3 separate regions of the Mus musculus genome follow, and all the other regions are linked to region 3. The links are chromatin loops, found by intact Hi-C in ENCODE. Cell type or tissue: left cerebral cortex. All regions are shown on one strand. Region 1 has its middle 430 kb from the start of Gm32658. Region 2 has its middle 960 kb from the start of Gm32658. Region 3 has its middle 26 kb from the start of Gm42304.

What was found. Hi-C counts contacts between places; a loop is a spot of excess contacts. Peaks named below come from ENCODE experiments on the same cell type or tissue, not always from the same donor. Only the 100,000 strongest peaks of a DNase experiment are listed, where the experiment ranks them.
Region 1: a loop joins it to region 3, with 2.5 times the contacts of the local background. A loop is called at or near these places in 3 of 42 quality-filtered maps.
Region 2: a loop joins it to region 3, with 3.0 times the contacts of the local background. A loop is called at or near these places in 2 of 42 quality-filtered maps.

What each region holds. Positions count from the first base shown.
Region 1 is chr4:80,199,951-80,203,950 of GRCm38, reverse strand. No RefSeq gene overlaps it. Among named protein-coding and RNA genes, the nearest start is that of Gm32658, 430 kb to the left of the region's middle. In left cerebral cortex, no CTCF peak of the experiment used is centred here; a DNase peak (open chromatin) is centred at 1,501; H3K27ac peaks cover 230 bases.
Region 2 is chr4:79,668,962-79,672,961 of GRCm38, reverse strand. No RefSeq gene overlaps it. Among named protein-coding and RNA genes, the nearest start is that of Gm32658, 960 kb to the left of the region's middle. In left cerebral cortex, no CTCF peak of the experiment used is centred here; DNase peaks (open chromatin) are centred at 1,082 and 2,272; H3K27ac peaks cover 2,667 bases.
Region 3 is chr4:80,764,418-80,768,417 of GRCm38, reverse strand. No RefSeq gene overlaps it. Among named protein-coding and RNA genes, the nearest start is that of Gm42304, 26 kb to the right of the region's middle. In left cerebral cortex, a CTCF peak has its summit at 2,472 (motif pointing right); a DNase peak (open chromatin) is centred at 2,489; H3K27ac peaks cover 1,197 bases.

The DNA of each region.
Region 1 (4,000 bases), 560 kb after region 3:
TTTTCAGCAGATTTAAGCTCTTTCCTCTGAATGCCTGTTAATAGAAAAACCATGACCTTCATATCTTTGCAAAAAAAAAAAATGATGCTTCATAGATTTTCTCATTTAATAGAGTCTTCTATGCCCTTGCATATCAAAACAATTTTTAAAAACTTTAAGAAACAGGAAATTAGACTGAAATGTAAGTGTTGATTTTTATATTCTTGGAATGATGAGCATGAAAAATATTGAGCAATACAAATGAATTTTAAGGTACATACTTTATGCTATATGCTTACTTTAAGAATAGTAATATAGTACTGTGTAGCATATATTATTTTTACACTAATGAGGACACTGTTGAATTAAACTATTGAAGGATATACAGACCAACTATTATAAATGGTGAATTTAGGCTCTTCATGAAAACCTACTTTATTATTAAATACAGTCCTTATATATTGTTTCAAAAAATAATTATAGCCAGGCAGTGGTGCTACTTGCCTTTAATCTTAACACTCTGGAGGCAGAGGGAGCTAGGTGGCTGAGTTTAAAGCTAGCCTGATCTGTAGAACGAGTTCTAGGACAACCAGGGATACACAGAAAAACCTTATCTCAACCTTCCCCTACAAAAAAAAGCACATTTATATTTATTTTATGTTTTCATTACCCACTATCTCTTTGGTGTGTGTGTTTGTGTGTGTCTGTGTGTCTGTGTCTATGTCTGGGTGTGTGTATTTCGATATGCATGAGTGTGATGGTCAGGGAACAACTTAGACGAGTTGGTTCTCTCTGTCTACCATGTGTACTCTGGCAATAGAACTCAGGCCATGAACCTTACTGTCAAGTTTTTCTTCCTGATGAGCCATCACTCTGTTCTTCTACTATATACTTTGCTGTCTAAAACTTACTGCAGTAAGCAGTATGAATCATTTAATGCCTATGTATTATTACATACCAGTGTCAATACAAAGACAATTTACCTTCCATGAGATGAGTCTGAACAATACCTCTATAATAAGAGACATTTTAAAGAATATCCAAGTCTACATTTTCAACAGAAATCTTCAGAAATGGTAAGTTACACTGGTCTTCAGGGAATATGGCAGATAGTGAGCCACTTTTAATATGTGTCCTGGCACAAAACCCTTGGCAGGAGTATTGCAATATTTTACCCATCACATTTTGCTTTCTCTTTATCATTCCCAGAATCCTTCACATTAAAAAGGAACAATTAAGGAAATCAAACAGAGCAAGATTAGAAGATGGTGACAAATAAACAGATAAAAAAAATCTAAAGGCACCAAATTTAGAAATACATATCCGGGTCCCTAAGTAAAAGCCTGTTTTCATCTGAAGGCAAAGACAATAAAGACCAAGCAATTGTGACATCAGAATTAGCAGGACAGGACTGCTTGCAAAGGAAACAGAAGGGAGGGAACCTTGGAAAGAACTTTCACACTTTTGCTTCTTGTTTTCCTAGCAACAGAGTGAATGCAGCTTCAACTGCCAAACCTTGCTTCATTTGAGTGAAAGCCCAGCTCTAAGAAAATTGCTTTTAGGTTCCACTAATTGCTTGGCAGTGCAGGCACACACAAATAGATCAAGTCTTTTGTGCTCCTGGAATGCGTCTAATTGTATGCATATGATGGATCTCCTTCATTTTCTGCTTCTAGATACACAGGTATCACAGTCAAACTATGATAATTATTTTTGGTATTCTTTGCCACTTGTTTGTTTTGGTTTCTCTCGCCCAGTGTCCTGCTATGTGGTTTTAAGTCATACCTACCTAGTCTCTTTTATTGCCAGCAGAATGGTCTGAGAAGCCCTCCTGTGATGCTAATGACCTTTAGTGGCCATAGTGTTGACTGTTTTTTTACTTCTGGATTCCTAAAAATGTCCCTTGCTTGTTAAGTATTATTTTGGCCTTCACATGAAAATAGGCTTTTACTTAGGGACCTGAATATGTAGTTCTAAATTTGATGCCATTAGATTTTGTATCTGTTTTTTTTTTTTTTCACCATACTATAATCTGCTCTATTTGATTTCCTTAACTGTACCTTTTTAATGTGGAGGATTCTGAGAATAATAAATAGAAAGCAAAAGAGCTATTTCCATATGTGACATTAAATATGTGAACTCAGAAGCACATGTCTTGTGAAAATGGTGTATCAGATATGCTATAAGGGCTCCTAAAAGTCAGCCAAATGCTGCCATTTTGTTTAACGACTTTCATATTAAGTTATATGACTGGATTTATTCCATCTCTAAGTTTCTTATTTCCTCTTCACTTATACATTCATTCCTTTATTCTTGCTTTTATTCTGCACTAAAATTTAAGCATTCCTTTTATTTTCCTATTTAATTTTCACTGCTTATTTTATTTATATTCCAACCTAAACTGTCTTCTCTCAGTATAATTATTTTCTTCAGAAAAATAGTGATGATCCTTAAATTTATTGTTGCATTATTATTCCTGAGGATATGTGAACAGACATCTTTTTCATAACAGTTAGCAACCTGTTAACAGACCAAGGAAATACTTCCATTCAAGTCCATTTTGTAAAGATATGAAGGGCATTACTGGCTGAAAATCAGGTTCATCCTCCAAAGGTATTTCCACAGCATTTGTCATGACTCACAAAGATAAAACCACTGCCATCCCCGCAATCAATATTCAATGCCCTCCAAACTCACACATGCCCACAATGTCTGGATAAGGGGCAAGTGAGAATGGATGAGAGGAATTGAAAAGAAGTATCTCCTCTTCTGTTATGTAATGACAATGCTTTCATTACTATGCTCATAGTTCTAGCAATTGGTGTGCAGTTTTGTTTAATTCATTGCTATGATTTTAGGGCAAAATTCTTCTGTAGGTTAGCATAACACTGTTCCACGTTGACCATTGTTATGCTATGCCTAGAGAAAATAGCAATGCCCTCATTGTCCATACACATGGATACATATGTATACACACACACACACACACACACACACACACATATATATATATATATATATATATATATATATATATATATATATATAATTTGAATAGAAGCCCAGGCTCCACCATTATGAAAATGTCTCATCTAGGACTCTAGGACAGTTATTTCTAGTCACCAATTTACAATTTGGTGCCTAAAAATACTTATATCTAAACTTTATAGACATAAAAACCATATTTCTTTTCAAATATTAGGTTCTTTTGTGTTCTACATAATAGAAACATGTGATGTGCTATATATATATATGAAGTAACCTACGTTTTTATGTTGTAGACACATACTCACATCCATATCATCTCTTTTCCAACCATTTTCCACTAACTTCAATTCAATCATGCTAACAGTAGGGTTACATTGAAGCACTGGGTACAATTTAAATGATGGGAGTTAGTACTAAGATTTTAAGATGTAAGTGGTCCTACTGTCATATCATTTGCCAGGTGATGAATAATATCCATAAAAAGAAAGAAAAGAAACAAATAGTGTAGTATATTCTAATCATAGTTAGAAAGGACACATGTGGGTGACAACCAAAATATGGACACTATGACCAAAAGCCAGCGAGAGTCATTTCTTCCACTTTTAATTCTGAAGTTCTAAATCATAGCCTCTTGACTGAAATTAACAGTCTATGCAGTGTACTTGAACTTTAACAAAATAGATCATGAGTGTTCCTTTGACAAGGAGGTAATTGTCTAGAGAGATGGCTCACTAGAGGTGCTTCTGTATGGACAACCTGGATTTGATCCCTGAAACCCTTAATGTGGTAAAAAATTACTTCAAGAGTACTCACATGTTCATATGTACATAATAGCATGTATATTCCTGCACATACACACAAAGAGGTACATACTCCCTTTCACACATATATAGTGAAAATACAAAGACTTATAATTCTGTGAAGTGCTAGATATAATAATAACTTCATTTATGGTTGTAATGTCATAATACATACTAATTTTACAATATCTATTATAAGCTTACATGTATAGACTACTTATTTCTCAAGTAAA
Region 2 (4,000 bases), 1.1 Mb after region 3:
TTGTTCTAGCACACCTTCCCTTCTGTGATGTTCTCTCTTGTCACAGGCTCACAGCTCTGGGTCAAGCAACTACACAATGAGGTGTCTACCATTATGAGCCTAATGAATAATTTTTTATTTTGCTTATTACCCTTAGGTATTTTGTGGTGGTGAGATCAAGATGACTCATAATTATTTTAAGATAGAATAAATTCATCTAGATATATGAAATAACCTTTTACAACTTGCTAGATTCAGAAGAAGAGTTAAGATAGAGCAGAATGAGCCTATGAACATTTCAGAATTGCAAAGTATTAAACATTGTTTTAAAAATGTATTTAATTGCATTACATTCTCTGCAATTGTAAGTTAAGAATTATCTCTCCAAAGTACTAAATTTTTGACATAAACTCACTAAAAATAGAATAAAATATGTTGTAGCTGGTTTAGAAACTTACTAATTTCTTAAATTAACCATAAGCTATTCAATTTTTCCTTAAAAATATGTCCCATTTTTACTGGTGTCAAAGTTCAATAATTGGGCCTATCAGAGAAAAAATTATTTTCCTAATGGGATGATATTTATGCTTAAACTTACTACATCTGGGATCTAATACATTAGAGACTATTTTCCACTGAGTATCTCTTGCAAAAAGAGGTCATCTACAATGCATTAGGGGCTATGATTTAAATTTCTACTTTCAGTTCCAGAAGTATATGTCTGAAATTTCTGAAGCCTCATTTTCTTTCTGTAAATAAGTAAATATTTCTGACCACTTTGCTTCTGTGAATCCAATCTAAGAGCTTGTAATATCACTGATTCTCAATAGTCATTTTTTGGGGGGAGGGTGTTCATGGAAAATAATATGAAGTAAGAATTTCAGTGTCCTAATATGCAGATTTCCAATCATTCTCATGGCCATCAGGCCATCCCTCCTGCTCCTCCCTACACTCAACCAAGAACACCCCCACTCCTCACCTGATCTCCTTTCCCACCTAGTTCCCTCCATCCTTCTGCCTTACAGAACCATTCTATTCTCCCTTGCAAGTAAGACTCAAGCATCCTTGTTTGTGACCTATGGATGCTTTGAATCTCACTTGGAAGGTGAAATGAAATGGTCTTGAAAAGCAGCTGGAGGAATGGGGGCATTCTATGTTGGGTATAGCTTGAGGCAGGGTAGATGGCTAGATGACTATGAAAATGAATGGAAATCTACAACTGCTGTAGGAAGAGGTAGGAGACAGCTCCACGAAGAAATAGAAACTTGGAAGAGGGGAGGCACCTAAGAATCAATGGGGGTGTCATTAGATATTGAGACTGGGGAGGCCAGGGTGGCAGGATACTCAGAGGGTCTCAAGCACCTGCTCAGAGGAGAATGGGAGGTAGATGGGGGAATGGTTGTGAGAGGGGGTGACTAGGAGGTGACAGTGAGCAGAATATAAAGTGAATTAAAGTGTACCTTCACTTCTTGCTTAGCTTTCAAAATAGCCTTAATTAGTTTTTGATATTTAATAAAGGCTTTATTTTACTATTATGGCCTTACATTTTTGCCTACATTCTATTAAGTATTGCAGAAGGTATCTCAGCTAAAAGTAGATTGTTCAAATCATTTTATCCTAGTAATCATTGACTCATAGCAGAATGACAATTCTGAAAAAAAAAAGCCAATTCTTTGGCTCTTCTAATTTTTAAGATTACATTATAACTAAATATATTCCTCCTTCCCATTTTCCCTCAAAACTCTGAAAATTTCTTCCTTTTTCTCTTTTAAATCCATGACCTGTTTTTCATTAATTGTTGATATATATAATATATATATAATATATATATGTATATATATATTATATATATATATATAATATATATATATATATATATATATATATATATAATATATATATATCTTGTATTTATGTTTTCAGAACTGACCATACATCCTTACATGTGGCCTGTCCGTTGTTTTCATTCATCAAATTAAGTTTAAAAAACACAATGAAAACTCAAGGCTGGGTTTTAAGGTTTCTTCTATAGCACATAAACCATGCATATTTATACTTTATGTTGTTGTTGTTGCTGCTGCTGCTGCTGGTGGTGGTGGTGGTGGTCGGTACAGTATTTTTTAAAACAGGGTATTAGCTTAAATCAGGGACTTGCCTATGATTTCTTTCTATCACAACTGAAGAGGGCTATGCTATCATGCTTACTGCACAAGGAATTGTCTCAAGTCATGAATTTTAAAAAGAACTCCTTCAGAGAGTTGAGAACAGATTTATAACCAGCTGGCGCTAGGCTATATTTGGCATATGGAGCCTAGATTTAGTTATCATCTTCAAAGTACAAGAAAACCATTCTAACAGCATCATTGTGCATGTAACATAAATGACTGGGAATTACTTTAAGCAATCTCCAGGTGACCAGAACCAGGTCAGATGCCATGACAATGTGTTGCAGTTTCTTAATTTTATGTGCTTAAGTTGGTTCTCTCAGATAGTCAAAAGTGTCAGAGCTACAGAGGAAGTCACTGTTTAGTTTAATAGGTATATGTACACCAGGTGGTTTTCTGTATTTTGTGTGCTAGTATAGACACATGCATTTGTTAAAAGAAAATATGGATAAGATGTTAAATATGATCACCAGATTGGTAGGGTTGAATGAGGTGACTGTCTTCCCAGAAACAGAAACCCTCACCTTCCCTGTTCCTTGCTCATGAAGGGACATTCATACTCATGCTTGTTATAAACAAATCATTTATCTGTGTCAGCTCCCGTTTATGACTTTATGTCCCAGCAACTTGTGCTGCAAGAAAAAAAAATCTTCTTTGAGGGAATGTTACATGTTTTGTGTTAATTTTCCAGCACTGCCTACCTCTGTAATTCATACAAGGTACTGTGTTATATTTTTCAGAATTGAAACTTATGTCTACAACTGAACCAGGGGTTAGTTTTCATTGGTTGTCTGTGCATAACAGCAAGGGAAGTAAAAATAGCATGTGTTCCCTATAAAAGGATGAATAGATAATGAAAATATGTTACATTTCAAAATTGATTATAATAATCTTTTAAATAAGACGAAATTAGGAATTTCACAGCTAAATAAATGAGATTGAAAAAAACATTCTCAGTAGACTAACAATGACACATAGAAACATACAGAGTTTGTTGTTTTCATTGAAAAGCTCAACTTGAAATGTCAGATACATGTGTCAAATTTGAATATTAATAAAGGTCAGGAATGTGTAAGGGTTAATGATTGTCGGTTTTCAGGGGACAGAAAATATAACTCACTGGTATTAAAAGAACAATGCAATAAATGTGTTAAATGGTAAAAATGAGCAGGCAGAGCAGGTTACAAAATTGAATATAGGAAGTAATAATTAATATTAAAGGCATGTTGAAAGGAAACATGGAAATCTACTACTCTAGACACTAAATATATGTATGAAGAATTTAAATCAAGTTACTTTGTAACAAGGCAGGGATAACAATGTCACTGCTATATCATAGAGGGTAAAAATTTAAAAGTACAGGGCCAAGAATATTAAAATATCCTAGTGAACATACAAATAATTTCAGAGTAAATATTTTATTATACTGAAAACTTTATGAATAAACATGTTTATTTGCTTCTTAATTTGATATCACCACAAATTATAATTAATAAGGTTAATTTATGTAGATACTTTACTCTTCAGCTCTTTTTTTCTCCTAAATTATTTAAAAATTGGCACTAGGATGTTCAATTTCACTTTCTTTACATTTTACACTTCCTATTATTAAAATTTTGTCTTCGTCTCTACATTCACTGAAATTTGTTAAGTCCCCACCATGATATTCTTTCTGAAAGAGCTGCATATGACACCATGATGCAGCACACTTTAACATTCATATTTTCTTGCCTGATACAAGAATAAGAGTAACGTGTACTTTAAGATCAAGGGAAAATATGGATATTTAAGCTCTGCCTGACAGTTGCAAAAATTAACTTGTCATCCCAGAGTGTTTGTATGGCAGTAACAGAGGC
Region 3 (4,000 bases):
AGGTAATCCAACACCTTAGCTATAATCAGAACCTGAAAGCATACTAAGTTAAATGCATTTAAGGAGGCCTGCTGTCATTTCAGTTTCTAAAAGTGCCCATTGCTGATGTCAAGAAAAAGTTTAAATTGGGGTTGCAATGTCCTGCTAGCTACCTAAAATTAAGATCAAACCAGTTCCATGCCTCTTTAGGCTGTTTGGCATTAGACACCACTATGAAGCTAGAATCAACCTGAAGAAACCTTTTCTTGGAGAGCTCATTGTTTTCTGCAAAAAATTTAGTGGAAAGCTCCCCAGCCCCCAGCAGCGGAAAGTCTCTCTCACTCTTACTCTTCTTGGTCCTAGCAATGGGGGTGGGAGGGGGATGAAGCTTCATTTTATTTCCTATTTTGCTTGCTGTGCCCTGCTAAGTGTGATTGCGTATAAGATCTTTACCTTTTGTTGTCCAGTGTAGGAAGGAGTTTAGGATTCAGACTCAGAGCCGAGCCGACATGGCTACTTCTTCTGTACATGCTGCAATCCAGGTCAGAGGCCATGGAAGGGAAATCAAATGATGGTGAAAGATATTTTGTTAAAAGCAACATTGTTTGCCATACATCTACTGAGCTGTTCCTGAATCTAAGGAAGAACGAGGACAATTTGTTTGCCTTGGAAATGGGCAGCTGTTCAACGTGGAGAAAGTGGAGACGCCTTACCGTGTTTGGAGACCTTGGGGCCTGACATTTTCAGGCCTCATTAATCTTCACTTAAGTTCTGTAATTCCAGAAGGCACACTAGGCCTGCTTAATTACTCAACACTGTAGAGACAGTGTCAGTTTCTTTTCTAGAGCTAATTTATACATTCTAATATTTAACCCTGCTGCCCTTTGCTTGGAGACCCACATTCTGTGGGAGACGAGAAAGCAGAATAGTTCTGATCCAAAAAGATAAGGTTTTCTCAGAGAAACTGCCACAAGGCATTCTTCTGGAACCCAGTGAACACTCACATTTACTTGGTGTCTTGATTAGGGGTTCTATTGCTGTGACAAACCCACCATGACCAAAAAAGCAAGTTAAGGAGGAAAGGGTTTATTCTGCTTACACTTCCAATCATAGTCCTTCATTGGAGAAAGTCAGGTCAGGAATTCAAGCAGAGCTGGAACCCAGAGGCAGGAGCTGATTCAGTGACCATGGAAGGGTGCTACTTGCTGGCTTGTTCCTCATGGCTTACACAGTCTGCTTTCTTATAGAACCCAGGGCCATCAGCCCACGGATGGTACCACCCTCCATGGCCTGGCCCTTTGATCACCAATGAGAGACAATATCTGACCATTGGATCTCATGGAGGCATTTTCCTTTTAATGACTCTAGCTTGTGGCAAGTTGACTTGCAAAACCAGCCAGTACACTTGGTATCTGGATTTTGTTCTTTAATTATGTCAAGAGGTTGCTCCAAAAAGAAGACCCATTGCCTATGATGAATTGCAGTTACTATTGAACTAATTTGGTTTACCTTCGATAATTGTAAAAATTGACAGTGATTCTAAAAATATTTTCACAAGTCAAATTTCCCTATCAAGTATTTGCAAGTGAAGATAGCTGATGACATTTTGAGGACATTTATACATTTACCCTGGGTTTAACATCTGCTTTCAGTAAGGAGTTAATTTGACCAGAATCAAAGCAGGCTCCACATAAGAAACCAAGACAAGATGTAATTTACTGAAGCAAGATAACACCCAACTTAAAAAACACATCCTCTATCCACTTGCAGTTTATAGAGTCCATCAAGAACACCCCAGTCTAAACATCCAGAGCTTGCTTGACCTTAATAGGAAGTTGCCCGATTTCTTTGAGAATTATGGGTCCATCTTAAAGTCCCCACACTTAGGGGACTGAGTCAGCCAAAGGGAGAGCTCAAGGACAGACTCAGGCACACAGAATTGTAGGCCAGCTGGCGCCATCCAAGACTGCTTCAACAAAACAACACAATGAGAAAAAAAAACACAACCAACCAACCATCCTAAACAAAACAACAAACAAAGCAAACAAAAAGCAACGCTGGATGTGTACTGTTGCTAGAGTACTTGCCTAGTATGTGACAAGCCCTGACTTTGATCTACTACACATACTGGGCATTCTGACACATGCCCATTATCCTAGTATTCTCCTAGGTGGAAGGAGAATCATTAGCTCGAGGTCATCCTTAGTCATATAGCAGTTCACAATCATCTTTAATTACACAATATGTTCAAGACCAGCTAGGTCTGTAAAAGAGCTTGTCGTTAAAAAAAATAGTGCTTAAAGAGCTGCACTGTAACCTGTCATTACGATTATGTATTTTACACATGCATCCATGTGGGTGTATGCACAACGCTAGCAGTTTGCCTCTGCTGGACTTTCAAACCTCTTTTTGAGATTGATGGCAGTCCTATGCAGGTTGTTCTAATTATGTCATTCATGTCAGCAAAAGACTGGCTTCAGCAGAATATCAACCATTGACCAGAAGGTGGCAGTGTCAGACCATTTTGGATTAACAAATTACAGCAGCCCTCTGATTGCACGTTAAGACATTCATGCAAGGGACTATCAGAAGGATGGCTTTAAATGATTTATTTTCTAATACAATCTTGATGAAAAATGACCTTTCAGAATAGAAGTAATAAGTTTGCTCCCATTTGGTTTAAATTGAAATACAAGGGCCACTATGCAGAAAGCTGCAGATTTTTTTGAAACTAGCAGATTTATGAGATCTAACTTTTAGGAACTCTAAAAACACACATTTAAAAGTAAAAAATTCATAGCTTTGTGCTTGGAATCTGTAAAGATACCACAAGTGCTGGTTTAAAGTCTTGAACACAGTTCTGAGCATGCAAAGAATAAAAGTAGGACCATCTGGTCATGTCACCTAAGTAAGGTTTGTAGACTTATTTAACAATAGTATTATGTACTATTTATTACTTATGTGTAGGCCACAAGAGTTCACGTGTCCCATGTATGTTCAGGTGTATGTAGATTCCCACAGAGACTACAGAAGTGGTTATCAATCTGTAGGTCAAAACCTCTTTGGAGGTCAACCAACCCTTTCACAGGAGAAACCTAAGACCATCAGAAAACCCAGATATTTACACCGTGATTCATAATAGTAGCAAAATTACAGTCAAGAAGTAGCAACAAAATAATTTTGTGGTTGGAGGTCAGCACAGCATGAGGGCTGTATTCAAGGGTCTCAGAATTAGGAAGGTTGAGAACCACTGGGCTAGAGGACCGCTGATTCCTAGAGTTACAGACTTGGTGAGCCACCTGATGTGGGTGCTAGAAACAAGACCTGGATCTGCTGCAAAATCAGTAATGATCATATTGACTAAGGTACGTCTCATTAATGATCTCTAATCCCTGAGAAACTTACTTCCAAGTGTCACTGGCAATGATGATGGGCAGAGGAAAAAAATAAGGTGGGTGATGGGACTAGCTTGGATTTGATATGGGCAGCCATGGTTCCTGCCACTGGAAAAGGGCCAACAGGGCATGGGCCTCCAGTGTCATTAGCTTTTGTGGGCACAGGGCATGTTTATATATTTACTGTCCATAGTTTTATGTTTCTCCTCCAAGGAATGTCTTTTCTATTAGCATTAATGATTACTTGATAATCAGAGACTGTACAAGTCTGGTAGGCAAAGGCATGGCTAATGTCTCAGTAAAAATGGTAAACACTAGGACATTCAGGTCAGCCCTTAAGGCTGTGGAAAAGAACTCTAAAAACATGAATTCAAAAATATATAACTTCTCAACTATGCAAAATATAAGGTTGAAATATGAATTACACGAGAGGCTTTGCAGATTTAAAGGAACAGAGGCAGCTACACTATGAGCCAGCTTGTCAGAAAGATACAAAGACAGCAATATACAAATACAGGCAGATTCCTCAGTTTAAGGTCAGCCTGGGTCAGAGTGAATTTAGGTCCAAGCATGGTTGGAAAGGTGATTCCAGGGCAGTGCCCCACCCAAGTATCACATTGTCTAAG